Linked DNA regions of Homo sapiens: region 1 is linked to region 2. A link is a loop called in an ENCODE intact Hi-C map of the cell type or tissue named here. Cell type or tissue: Caco-2. All regions are shown on one strand. Links, peaks and the distances in the headings refer to the core of each region. The heading gives the core; the rest is flanking DNA.

Region 1 (2,500 bases), core at 1-2,500, 63 kb after region 2:
CTAAAAATACAAAAATCAGCCGGGTGTAGTGGTGTGCCCCTGGAGTCCCAGCTACTTGGGAAGCTGAGGCATGAGAATCTCTTAAACTCGGGAGTTGGAGGTTGCAGTGCGCTGAGATCATGCCACTCCACTCCAGCTTGGGCAAAAGAGCAAGACTCTGTCTTAAAAAACAAACAGACAAACAAACAAACAAACACATTAGGGGCTGATGAGGCTTGTGGATAACTCAGAAATTCCTTTAAAAGTTAAAAAAAAAAACTGCTGGCCAAACCAAGTGCTTCTGGGGCCTGGTGTGACCCACGAAGACACCAGTTAGAGGCCCCTGATTAGTGGGACTCTGAGTTCCAGAAAGGGGGAAGATCAGTCCAATGTCACAGAGCCCAGTGAAGTAATTATAGGGTTGCTGCAGGGTGCTACGGTTACACAGATGAATCGGATATAGTCCCTGCCTTCAAGGAGCTGAGGCATTTGTGACTAAAAATACAATTCTCTTATGTGGATAGCCTGGTCCGGCCATCAGGACTGTCTCCTCTCCTAGCTCATTTAATGCCACATCCTTTTCTTTCTTTTTTTTTTTTTTTTTTTTTTTTTTTTTGGGAGAGGGTCTCCTATGTCACCCGGGCTGGAGTGCAGTGGCGCAGTCGTGATTCACCCTTGACCTCGTGAGGTGAAGCAGTCCTCCCACCCCAGCCTCCCTGGTAGCTGGGACTACAGGCGCGCACCATTATGTTGGTTGTCTTAGGGGTGAAACGAGATCACGCATGTAAACAGCTATTATTATTATTAGCACTGGTAATTAGAACCTGTTAATTAATATTGCTCAGTAGTCCTGGTGGCTGGGGTTTGGAGAAAGAATGGAGAGGCTGGAATCTGCCCCTGCAGTGGCTATGGGACCATTTCCAGCCCCCTTGTGGTTTGGGAGAAGGGTGTGGGACAGGGTGGGAGGAGGGCGGGGACTCTGGTGACCTTGAGTGTGGGACTTCTGATTTGAGCGGGATCACCACCTGCAGCTGGAGGTTAGTGGTGAGGTTTGGCTGTAACCTCTGGACTCCTCCTGGAGTTGAGGTGTGTCAGGTAGACCAATGGGGGCAAAGCTGAGGGACTGGGAGACAGGCTGCCTGGGTGAGCACTGCCTCTGATAGGCTGGTGACCCGAACTGGAGGCTGGACCCGAACTCGAGGCTTGAGTCACAAGCCTCCCTGTGCTTATCTGAAAACAGGAAGAATCCTGGGAATGACTTTTTAGGGTTGTTGTGAAGTTTGGATTAAGTAATCCAGGTACCACAGTTTGGATGATGCGGTGAATATGTATTTATCTCAAAGGAGTCTCTCAACCATGCTATGATGTAGGGTACACAGTCACTAAGCCACCAGGCAGGGGAAGGGGTGGTAAAAGAACATCTTAGAATGCAGAATTGAACTTCAGTGCCGAGCAGTGAGGATGCTGTTCAGAGAGGGGAAGTGAGTTGTTTAAGGTCACACAGCGCGTGGGCCTTGGGGTCAGAGCGGCTTCCCCCTTCTCAGCGCTACCATACTCCGGATCCCACTCTCCCCGCGGCCCCTAGCTCGGGTCCTTTCTATGGCTGTATCTGGAGGGGCACATCTTAGGAAGGTGGCTTTGCTGGCCGTCACCTGCTATGGAACACGGGGCTCAGGGGGGTGGGGAGAGCCAGCCCTGCACCCCCACCGGCCGGGCGAGGGGCGTCTCCTGGCGCCGGCCCGCGTTGCTTCCCGGTCGCCCCGCGGCCTCCCTCCGCCTCCCTGGCGGCCCCGCGCCGCGGGTGTTCAGTTTCAGCGCGGGCATGAGCGCAGGCAGCGCCCGGCTCCCCGCGGAAGGAAGGCAGCGAGCGGGGGCCCCGCGTCCTCGGCCGGGGCCTGGCAGCGCCGTGGAGGGGGCTCGGCTCGCGTTGCCGCCGGGAGTGGGGCCGGGCGCGCGTCGAGCCTCCGCAGCCGAAGGGGACGCCCGGGAGCCGAAGGGGACGCACGGGAGCCGCCGCCGCCGCCGCCGAGGGTAACCGCGGGCCGCGCTGCCCGGGCGCCCCCTCCTTTGTGGCGCTGCGCGGGGCGGGTGTGGGTGGCCTCCCGCCCGCGGGCTACAGGGCCGGCGTCGCGGAGCCGCTCTTTGTGTCTCCCGGGGTCGGGTGCGAGTGTGCGGCGCGCTCTTGGCACCTCCCGCGCCCCTCGGGTGTCAGCGTTCCGGCGCCCCTCCCGGCCCTTTCCCCACGGGGACGCCTCCCGAGCCACCGGGGGAGTTACGCCAAGTTGGAGGGAAAAAGGTGGGGCGGGGCCGCCCCGCCTCCGCAGCCCCCAGGCAGCGCCCCAAAGTTGGTGCTGCAGGTGCAGCAACCCTCCTGCCGCCCTCCTCCCCGGCTGGCCCGGCCGTGGCAGGCGGGAACCCCCAAGGGCTCGGTTCGGGGGCTCCCGATGATCTGCCGCCAACTTGGAGGGTGCCTTGCTGCACAGAAGCCACCTGAGCTGGGGGCGGCCGGGGGCGGCCGAGG
Region 2 (11,240 bases), core at 4,177-6,676:
TTTCAACTCATCACACTGTACATCTTGAATATATACAATTCAATTTATCAGTTAAAATTTTTTTTTGAGATAGAGTCTTGCTCTGTCTCAGGCTGGAGTGCAATGGCACGATCTCGGCTCACGGCAACCTCTGCCTCCCGGGTTCGAGCTATTCTCCTGCCTCAGCCTCCTGAGTAGCTGGGATTACAGGCGCGCACCACCACGCCCGGCTAATTTTTGTATTTTTAGTAGAGACAGGGTTTCACCATGTTGGCCAGGCTGGTCTTGAACTCCTGACCTCATGATCCACCCGCCTTGGCTTCCCAAAGTGCTGGGATTACAGATGTGAGCCACCACGCCTGGCCATTATCAATTAAATATTTTTAAATCAAAAAAGAAGAAATGGCTGGGTGCATTGGCTCACACCTGTAAACCCAGCACTTTGGGAGGCAGAGGCAGGGAGATATTTTGAGGCCAGGAGTTCAAGACCAGCCTGGGCAACATGGCGAAACCCTGTCTCTACAAAAAATAAAAGTAAAAAATTGGCCAGGCATGCTGGCTTGCACCTGTGGTCCTAGCTACTGGGGAGGCTAAGGAAGGAGGATCCCTTGAGCCTAGGAGTTTGAGGCTGCAGTGAGCTGTGATTGCATCAGTGCACTCCAGCCTGGGTGAGAGAGGGAGACCCCCATCTCTAAAAATAAAAAGGAAACAAGTGAATGATTCAAAACAAAAAGAACATGCCAAAGAAAACAATATATATAAAAACTAGGCCAGCGCACGGTGGCTCACGCCTGTGATCCCAGCACTTTGAGAGGCTGAGGCAGGCGGTCAGGAGTTTGGGACCAGCTGGGCTAACATGGCAAAACCCCGTCTCTACTAAAAAATACAAAAATTAGGTGGGTGTGGTGGTGCGCAGCTGTAATGCCAGCTACTTGGGAGGCTGAGGCAGGAGAATCCCTTGAACTTGGGAGGAGGGGATTGCAGTAAACGAGACTGCGCTACCGCACTCCAGGGTGGGTGATAGAGTGGGACTCTGTCTCGAAAAAAAATTTAAAAAAAGGCCGGGCGTGCTGGCTCATGCCTATAATCCCAGCACTTTGGGAGGCCGAGGCGGGTGGATCACGAAGTCAGGAGTTCAAGACCAGCCTGGAGTTCAAGACCAGCCTGGCCAAGATGGTGAAACTCCATATCTACCAAAAAATACAAAAATTAGCCAGGCATGGTGGCGGGCACCTGTAATCCCAGCTACTCGGGAGGCTGAGGCAGGAGAATCACTTGAACCCGGCAGGCAGAGGTTGCAGTGAGCTGAGATCGCGCCACTGCACTCCAGCCTGGGTGACAGAGCAAGACTCCATCTCAAAAACAAATAAACAAACAAAAAAACCCTGCAATGGTACAATAAGCGATAAATACAAAAATATACTAGTACTTTCAGGGGGTTAGGAGGAAGAGACTGGGATGGGTCCGTGGAGAATTTCTTTTTTTTTTTTTTTTTGAGATGGGGTCTCACTCTGTTGCCCAGGCTGGAGTGCAGTGGTGCCATCTCGGCTCACTGCAAGCTCCGCCTCCTGGGTTCACTCCATTCCCCTGCCTCAGCTTCCTGAGTAGCTGGGACTACAGGCGCCCGCCACCACACCCGGCTAAATTTTTTTTGTATTTTTAGTAGAGATGGGGTTTCACCATGTTAGCTAGGATGATCTGGATCTCCTGACCTCGTGATCCACCCACCTTGGCCTCCCAAAGTGCTGGGATTACAGGCGTGAGCCACCACGCCCGGCCATGGAGAATTTCAAAGAGACACTGGGATTGCTGGGCTTCTGTTGCTGCTGTTTTAACATGGAATGTCTCAGCCTCATGAATCTGCTTGTCATTCTCGCGCAAGGGCCATGCTAAAGTGCTATGTGCGGTTTCAATTTCAGTATACGTGCTGCCAAAGTGAGTGAGTACTGCTGCTTTTTTTAATTGTGACAAAATATATGTAACATAAAATTTATCATTGTAACAATTTTTAAGTGTACAGCTCCATGACATTAAGCATATTCACACTGTTGTACAACCATCACCACCATCCACGTCTAGAACTTTTCCATCCTCTCAAACAAAAAGTCTGTCCCCATTAAACCTAACTCCCCAGAATATCCCCCTCCATCCAGCCCCTGGCCACCACCATTATATCTATTCTATATTCTATTCTGTTTTCTTTCTCTCTTTTCTTTCTTTCTTTCTTTTTTTTTTTTTTTTGAGATAGAGTTTCACTCTGTCGCCCAGGCTGACATGCAGTCGCTCAGTCTCGGCTCACTGCAACCTCTGCCTCCCACGTTCAAGTGATTCGTCTGTCTCACCCTCCCAAGTATCTGGGATTACAGCTACGCGCCACCACGCCTGACTCTTTTTTTTTTTTTTTTTTGAGATGGAGTTTCGCTCTTGTTGTCCAGGCTGGAGTGTAATGGCACAATCTTGGCTCATCATAACCTCCGCTGCCCGGGTTCAAGCAATTCTCCTACCTTAGCCTCCCCAGTAACTGGGATTACAGGCATGCGCCACCACGCCCAGCTAATTTTGTATTTTTAGTAGAGATGGGTTTTCTTTTTCTCTCTTTTTTTTGTTTTGAGATGGGGTTTCGCTCTTGTTGCCCAGGCTGGAGTGCAATGGCACGATCTCGGCTCACCGCAACCTCCGCCTCCCGGGTTCAAGCGATTCTCCTGCCTCAGCCTCCCTAGTAGGTAGGATTACAGGCATGTGCCACCACGCCTGGCTAATTTTGTATTTTTAGTAGAGACAGGGTTTCTCCCTGCAGGTCAGGCTGGTCTCAAACTCCCGACCTCAGGTGATCAGCCCGCCTCGGCCTCCCAAACTGCTGGGATTACAGGCATGAGCCACCACACCCGGCCATGAGATAGGGTTTCTCCATGTTGGTCAGACTGGTCTCGAACTCCCGACCTCAGATGATCCACCCGCCTTGGCCTCTCAAAGTGCTGGAATTACGGGCATAAGCCTCCACGCCCAGCCCTTGGGCCCATCATTCTGTTTTCTGTTTCCATGAATTGAAATACTCTAGGTACTTCATATTAATGGAATCATACCATATTTGTCCATTCATGTCTGGCTTATTTCACTTAGCATGTCTTCAAGGTTTATCTTGTTGCAGCATGTGTCAGAATTTCCTTTGTTTTTAAGTCTGAATCATATTCCATATTATATTATATTCCATATACCATGTTTTATTTTTCCATTTATCTACTGATGGACATTTGGGTCATTTTCACCTTTGTGGTTGTTGTCAATAGCACTGCTATGAAACTGTTAATGTTTTCTCTCTTAAGTCGATAGTAATAATTGTGTGTGTGTGTGTGTGTGTGTATATATATATATATATATATATATATTATTTTTTTTTTTTTTGGGATGGAGTCTCCCTCTATCGCCCAGGCTGGAGTGCAGTGGTGCAATCTTGGCTCACTGCAAGCCTCCTGGGTTCAAGCGATTCTCCTGTCTCAGCCTCCCAAGTAGCTGGGACTACAGGTGTGTGCCACCATGCCTGGCTAAGTTTTGTATTTTTGGTAGAGACAAGGTTTCACCATGCTGGCCAGGATGGTCTCGATCTCCTGACCTTGGATCAACCTGCCTCGGCCTCCCAAAGTGCTGGGATTACAGGCATGAGCCACCGCTCCCGGCCCCTATATTATTATTTTTAAAACCGTACATATAAGTTTATTTCCTATTTTTAAGCTCAGAATCGCGTAATGTTATTTATTTTCACACCTTCCCACAGTGGAACAGTCTTTATTACTTTGCTTGGCAGTAAGTAACTCCAGAAAGTAATCTAATGACTCAGTTTTACTACGGCAAATATTATTAGCCATTTTCTTGCCAAAATAATCAATACATTATTAAAGTTCATCCTGTAAATGTTCTAAACTAACTGATGATAAGACCACAATAAAAGGTAATATACAGTCAGACGCAGTGGCTCCCGCCCTGTAATCCCAGCACTTTGGGGAGGTAGGTGGAGCACTTGAGACAGGAGTTTGAGACCAGCCTGGGCAACATGGTGAGACCCCCATCTCTATAAAAAAATTAAAAATTAGCTGGGTGTGGTGGTGTCCACCTATAGCCCCAGCTACTCGAGAGGCTGAGACAAGAGGCTTGCTTAAGCCCAGGAGGTTGAGGCTGCAGTGAGCTATGATTGCACTACTGCACTCCAGCTTAAGCAACACAGCAAGATCCTGTCTCCCCCACAAAAAAAGGAGGCCAGGCATGGTTGCTCAAGCCTATAATCCCAGCACCTTGGGAGGCTGAGGTGGGCAGATCTCTTGAGCCTAGGAGTTAGAGACCAGCCTGGACAACATGGAGACACCTTGTCTCTACAAAAAACACAAAACAATTAGTGGGGTGTGGCGGCGCATGCCTATAGTCCCAGCCACTCTGAGGCTGAGCCAGGAGAATGGCTTGAACCAGGAAGGTGAGGTTGCAGTGAACCGAGATGGTGTCACTGCACTCCAGCCTGGGCGACAGAGCGAGACTCCATCTCAAAAACAAACAAACAAACAAACAAACAAACAAACAAACAACCATCACAAAAAAAACCTGCAGAATATATTTTACCACAGTTAAAGAGGAGGAGGCTGAGCGCGATAGCTCATGTCTGTAATCCCAGCACTTTCGGAGGCCGAGGTGGGCGGATCACCTGAGGTTGGGAGTTCAAGACCAGCCTGACCAATATGGAGAAACCCCATCTCTACTAAAAATGCAAAAAATTGGCTGGGTGTGGTGGCATATGCCTGTAATCCCAGCTACTCGGGAGGCTGAGGCAGGAGAATCGCTTGAACCTGGGAGGTGGAGGTTGCAGTGAGCCGAGATCACACCATTGTACTCCAGCCTGGGCAACAAGAGCGAAACTCCATCTCAAAAAAATAAAATAAAATAAATAAATAAATAAAAAAAAGAAGGAAGGAAGGAAAGTTTTGGATTGTGCAAAGCTTTGTGACTCTAGTGAAGATTTGAGTCTTCAATGATTTCTTTTATTTATTTATTTATTTATTTTTTTAGAGATGAAGTCTCACTCTGTTGCCCAGGCTGGAGTGCAACGGCATGATCTCGGCTCACTGCAACCTCCGCTTCCTGGGTTCAAGCGACTCCCCTGCCTCAGCCTCCTGAGTAGCTGGGATTACTAGCATGCACCACCATGCCTGGCTAATTTTTGTATTTTTAGTGGAGACAGGGTTTCGCCATGTTGGCCAGGCTGGTCTCGAACTCCTGACCTCAGGTGATCCGCCCGCCTTGGCCTCCCAAAGTGCTGGGATTACAGGCGTGAGACACCACGCCTGGCCCATCTTCAATGATTTCTATGCATTGTCTGGGTTTTTGCAAAATTAGATCATGGATTACCTCTATAATTTTTCAAAATTAACTTGCCATTATAGGAGTCCAGGCAAGGTGTTAAGAAGTCAAGGAGGAGGAGAATCAAATCTTTCATTTCATAGATGGAAAATCAGGCCAAATCTGAGGGAGGGCACCTGTCAGAAGTGCAGGCCCTTTGCCAGAGCTCCAGGGTTAGAACTCAGCTGCTGCCCTCTTGCCTGGTGTATGAAGGAAGGAACAACTGCGGTCACGGAAGCGGCCGTAATTAGACAGCAGGCAATGATTGAGTGGGAGCTGCAGGCAAAGTCCTCCATGGGTGCCCGGGGATGGACAGGCAGGTGAGCTAGGGGCCAGCCTGGCCTCACCTTCAAAGAGCTGGTTCCCAGGTGAGAAGATATGGCCCTGAGAAAGGTACCTGGCAGTACAGGTGATAAGGGGCCCTCTGCACTCTAAACACACCCACCTTCTAGCCTTATCTTTGTGTGTTAGAGTTATTTATTTACAGGCCATGTTAGCAGGAAGACTGGGGGCTCCTTGAGGGCGTTCATTCATTCAGGCATTTATTGAACTACTGTGTACCCAGGCACTGATTGGGACAGCTGTATACAGTAGCTGCTTGATAAACATACATTGCATTGAATGACAAGCTCAGAGCTTAGCATTACCTAAGCACTCCATAAATCCTGCTTGGATTGAATAAATAATGTATGAATAAATTACAGGCATCAGGCCTGGCACACAGTAGGTGTTTAATACATGTTGAATGCATGAAGGAAGGACTAACACAAGGTCTGGTACACAGGAAATACATGTTGCAAGAACCTGCCTGTATTTTTTATTTTTTTATTTTTTTGAGATGGAGTCTCCCTGTCGCCCAGGCTGGAGTGCAGTGGCGCGATCTCAGCTCACTGCAACTTCCACCTCCCAGATTTAAGTAACTCTGCCTTAGCCTCCCAAGTAGCTGGAATTACAGGCACACGCCACCATGCCGAGCTAATTTTTCTATTTTTAATAGACAAAATACAAAATACAGCCTGTTGTCCAGGCTGGTCTTGAACTCCTGACCTCAAGTGATCCACCTGCCTGGGCCTCCCAAAGTGCTGGGAATACAGGCGTGAACCACCGTGCCCAGAATTTTTTTTTTTTTTTTTTTTTGGAGACAGGGTCTCACTCTGTTGCCCAGGCTGGAGTGCAGTGTTGCGATCATGGCTCACTGCAGCCTTGATTTTGTGGGCTCAAGTGATCCTCCCACCTTAGCTTCCAGAGAAACTGGTACCACAGGAGTGCACCACCACACCCAGCTAATTTTTTTCATTTTTCTTTTTGAGATGGAGTTTTGCTCTTGTTGCCCAGGCTGGAGTGCAATGGTGCAATCTTGGCTCACTGCAACCTCCGCCTCCCAGGTTCAAGTGATTCTCCTGCCTTAGCCTCCTGAGTAGCTGGGATTACAGGCACACACCACCATGCCCAGCAAATTTTTGTATTTTTAGTAGAGATGGGGTTTTGCCATGTTGGCCAGGCTGGTCTCGAACTCCTGACCTCAGGTGATCCACCTGCCTCGGCCTCCCAAAATGCTGGGATTACAGGCATGAGCCACCGCGCCCATACTTTTACATTTTTTTTTGCAGAGACAGAGTCTCACTAAGTTGCCCAGGCTGGTCTCAAACTCCTGGACTAAAGCGATTCTCCTGTCTTGGCCTCCTAAAGTGCTGGCATTACAAATGTGAGCTACCACACCAGGCCTGAACCTGTCTTTTTTTTTTTTTTTTTTTTTTTTTTGAGACAAAGTCTTGCTCTGTTGCCCCAGGCTGGAGTGCAGTGGTACGATCCTGGCTCATTGCAACCTCCGCCTCCCGGGTTCAAGCAGTTCTCCTGATCAGCCTCCCGAGTAGCTGGGATTATAGGCATGTGCCACCACACCCGGCTAATTTTTGTATTTTTAGTAGAGATGGGGTCTCACCGTGTTGGCCAGGCTGGTCTCGAACTCCTGACCTCAGGTGATCTGCCTGCCTTGGCCTCCCAAAGTGCTGGGATTACAGGCATGAGTCACCGCGCCCAGCCTATTTCCAGTTTTTTGTGATGATATACAATGCTGCTAGGGCCATCATTCTTGTTCATGCTTCCCAGTGCACTCCTGCATTTCTGTCAACAATGTCCTCAGCTGTGGAGCGGCTGCATCATAGGTTACACACACCTTCAGCTTTATCAGACATTGCCCAGCTAGTTCCCAAAGTGTCTACTAATTTTTGCAGTTTATTTCACCCCCAATCGCACCCTCAGCTCACTATGCTTGTGTCATATGGGCCTTCTTTTGCGCCCTTTAGCACATGTGTGCCTCAGTCAGAAGGCCTATTCTATCTGCCATTTCATCTGCTGAGAGCACTTCCCCAACACTCAGCCTAGCAAAGAACTTTTCTTCAGAGCTCAGCTCTAGGCATCACTCCCTCCCCAGTCCGAGACCAGGTCAACCCTCCCTCCCTCCATATTATGGAACTCACAGCACCACATATGTCTTCTTTGTGATATTTATCAACTTCAGAGTTTCCTCTCTATCTGTGCAATTCTCAGAACAAAGTCTGTCTCCCCTGCTAAGCTGTAAGTTCCCATGTTTGTTTAAGCTCCCTGCCCTTTCTCCAACACCCAACAGCAAGCCTGGCACATGTTAGGCAATGGGTGTTATTACTCTAATAGCTATTCTGTATTCTAACTCATATTTGAGTTCAGTATGTAACTTTTCCAGCATGTTTTCACATTAATTAGCATCTTCTGGGGCCGGGATCATGACAATGTAGACACAGTCCCTTCCCTTAAGGAGTTCACAGATTTAAGTCAATAAATGTTTACTGGACTCGCTGGCCCGTGACATATTTTAAGTGCTTAGCAACTGTTTAATTGACTCAGAGGTCCCCCTCATCTGAGTATTACTATAATGAACAGCGTAGGCCAGTGTTTTCTGAGCACTTATTATGCACCAGACACTCTGCTAAGTGCTTTTCATTTACCATCTCCTGCATGCTCACATCCTTCCCAGGAGGTCCTACATCACCTGCATTTGACAGATGAGGAGACTGAGCCTCAGGAAGGTGAATTCATTCTTCTGTTCCAGGTCACACAGCTGGTACATGGTACAGACGGGATTTCTCAGCCAGAGCTCCTAACCTGTACCTCCTATTACGATGCTGCATTTTCCCTGCTCCAATTACACTGCTCTCTTTCTTTCGTTCTTTTTTTTTTGAGATGGAGTCTGGCTCTGTCACCCTGGCTGGAGTGCAGTGGCCAGATTTTGGCTTACTGCAATCTCTGCCTCCCAGGTTCAAGTGATTCTCCTGCTTCAGCCTCCCAAGTAGCTGGGACTATAGGCGTGTGCCACCATACCCGGCTAATTTTTGTATTTTTAGTAGAGACAGGGTTTTTCACCATGTTGGCCAGGCTGGTCTCGAACTCCTGACCTCGGGTGATCTGCCCACCTCGGCCTCCCAAAGTGCTGGGATTACAGGCGGGAGCCACTGTGCCCATCTTTTTTTTTTTTTGAGACGGAGTCTCGCTCTGTCGCCCAGGCTGGAGTGCAGTGGCGTGATCTTGGCTCACTGCAACCTCCACCTCCCAGGTTGAAGCAATTCTCCTGCCTCAGCCTCCCAAGTAGCTGGGATTACAGGTGACCACCACCACACCCAGCTAATTTTGTGTATTTTTAGTAGAGACAAGGTTTTACCATGTTGGCCAGGCCAGTCTCGAACTCCTGACCCCAGGTGATCCACCTGCCTCGGCCTCCCAAAGTGCTGGGATTACAGGTGTGAGCCACCGCGCCCAGCCCACTGTGCCCATCTTAAATTACACTGCTTTCTGTTGGAGCACAGAGACTAAGTTTGATACCTACCATTACTGGGCACCGCAGTACTAACCATTTTACGTCCATCTATTCATTTAATTCAAATAGTTACTGAACCCACCATGAACCAAGTTCTGTTCTAGGGGCTGGAGATATGGAGGTAAACAAAACAGACATCCTAGTGGGAGGAATAAAAACTAAAGAAACTCAGTTAAGTAGAATATAAAATATGGGCTGTGCACAGTGGTTCATGCCTATTATCCCCGCACTTCGGGAGCCAGAGAGGGAGGATTGCTTGAGATCAGGAGTTCAAGACCAGCCTGGGCAACATAGTGAGACCCTGTCTCTACAAAATGTAAAAAAAAAAAAAGAAAAAGAGAAACTTGAGCCGGGCGTGGTGGCTCACGCCTGTAGTCCCAGCACTTTGGGAGGCTGAGGCAGGTGGATCACCTGAGGTCAGGAGATGGAGACCAGCCTGGCCAACACGGTGAAACCCTGTCTCTACTAAAAATACAAAAATTAGCCGGGCGTGGTGGTGGACACCTGTAATCTCAGCTACTCAGGAGTCTGAGGCAGGAGAATTGCTTAAACCCAGGAGGCAGAGGTTGCAGTGAGCTGAAGATTGCGCCATTGCACTCCAGCAGCCTGGGTGACAGAGCCAGACTCCAACACACACACACACACACACACACACACACACACACACCCACAAAACCAAAAATTAGCCAGGTGTGGTGGTAGGCACCTGTAATCCCAGCTACTTGGGAGGCTGAGACAGGAGAATCGCTTGAACCCCGGAGGCAGAGGTTGCAGTGAACCAAGATCATGCCATTGCACTCCAGCCTGGGGGGCAAAAGCAAAACTGTTTCAAAAACAAACAAACAAAAAAACCGGCTGGGTGTGGTGATACATGCCTGTAGTCCCAGGTAATCAGGAGACTGAGGCGGGAGGATCACTTGAATCCAGGAGTTGGACATGGCAGTGAGCTGTGATTGTGTCACTGCCCTCCAGCAGCCTGGGTGACAGAGAGAGACCCTGTCTCAATATATTAGGTTGGCGCAAAAGTAATTGCAGTTTTTGCCACTGAAAGTAATGCCATTGGAGGTAATGGCAAAAACAGCAATTACTTTTGCGCCAATCTAATAGATATGTAGATAATATGATCGATGGTGATCAGTGATAACAGTGAAAAAGAAACAGAACAGGGAACAAGGGGCCGGGCTCAGTGGTTCACGCCTGTAATCCCAGCACTTTGGGAGGCCGAGGTGGACGGATCACTTGAGGCCAGGAGTTCGAGAACAGCCTGGCCAACATGGTAAAACCCCACTTCTACTAAAAATACAAAAAAATTTAGCCAGGCATGGTGGTGTGCGTCTGTGGTGCCAGCTACCCGGGAGGCTGAGGTGGGAGGATCCCTTGAACACAGGAGGCAGAGGCTGCAGTGAGCTGAGATCGCGCCATTGCACGCCAGCCTGGGTGACAGAGTGAGACCCTGTCTCCAAAAAACAAACAAACAAAAACAAAAAAAGAAAAGAAAAAGGAACAAGGAAAATAAGATGGTAAATGTGGTCTCCAAGGTCTTGTTTCATCTTCCTATGTCCATTATTTTTCCCATTATGCAAGTGAGGAGGAGGTTCAGAGAGGTGGAGTAACTCGTCCAGGGACTCACAGTGCGCAAGCTGAGACGTCAGTGTCCTGGAAGGACCCATCCTGCAATCGTTCTTGGCTGTGTTCCTACCCAGTGCCTAGGATGGAGGTGAAGACAAAAAGAGCATCAGGCTTTCTCTCAAGAGCTTGAGACCTGGCAAGCGGGTAGGTCAATCCCTGTGAGCAGAGGACTCCCTAAAGCCCTTGCGATGCATCCATGAGGTGCCCAGAGCAGACATTGAGGAATCACCTTGGGAGAAGCGGATGCAGAGGCTGGAGTCGAAGCTCAGGCTGATGAATCGATTCCAGAGATCAGGAGCAGAAGGCAAAGTCCCCGTAGGATCTTCTGGGACTATTGGTGGCTCCCAGGCCCACCAGTCCTGGCTCTACTCCCCTTCAGCCCTCTTATCTCCAGCCTTTAGGC

The links. Peaks named below come from ENCODE experiments on the same cell type or tissue, not always from the same donor. Only the 100,000 strongest peaks of a DNase experiment are listed, where the experiment ranks them.
Region 1: it touches region 2 in a loop (2.4-fold over the local background); 8 of 110 quality-filtered maps call a loop at or near these places.

The regions. Positions count from the first base shown.
Region 1 is chr12:121,537,422-121,539,921 of GRCh38, reverse strand. All of the region lies in intron 6 of KDM2B (lysine demethylase 2B), which reads left to right. Among named protein-coding and RNA genes, the nearest start is that of KDM2B-DT, 42 kb to the left of the region's middle. RefSeq lists silencers at 1,594-1,743, 1,854-2,500. In Caco-2, for the core only: no CTCF peak of the experiment used is centred there; a DNase peak (open chromatin) is centred at 1,091; H3K4me3 peaks cover 1,602 bases.
Region 2 is chr12:121,595,588-121,606,827 of GRCh38, reverse strand. It overlaps KDM2B-DT (KDM2B divergent transcript), which reads right to left. Exons shown (of 4, transcript NR_183427.1): 4 at 10,734-10,914. It also overlaps the pseudogene RNU6-1004P. Among named protein-coding and RNA genes, the nearest start is that of KDM2B, 20 kb to the right of the region's middle. In Caco-2, for the core only: no CTCF peak of the experiment used is centred there; a DNase peak (open chromatin) is centred at 5,697.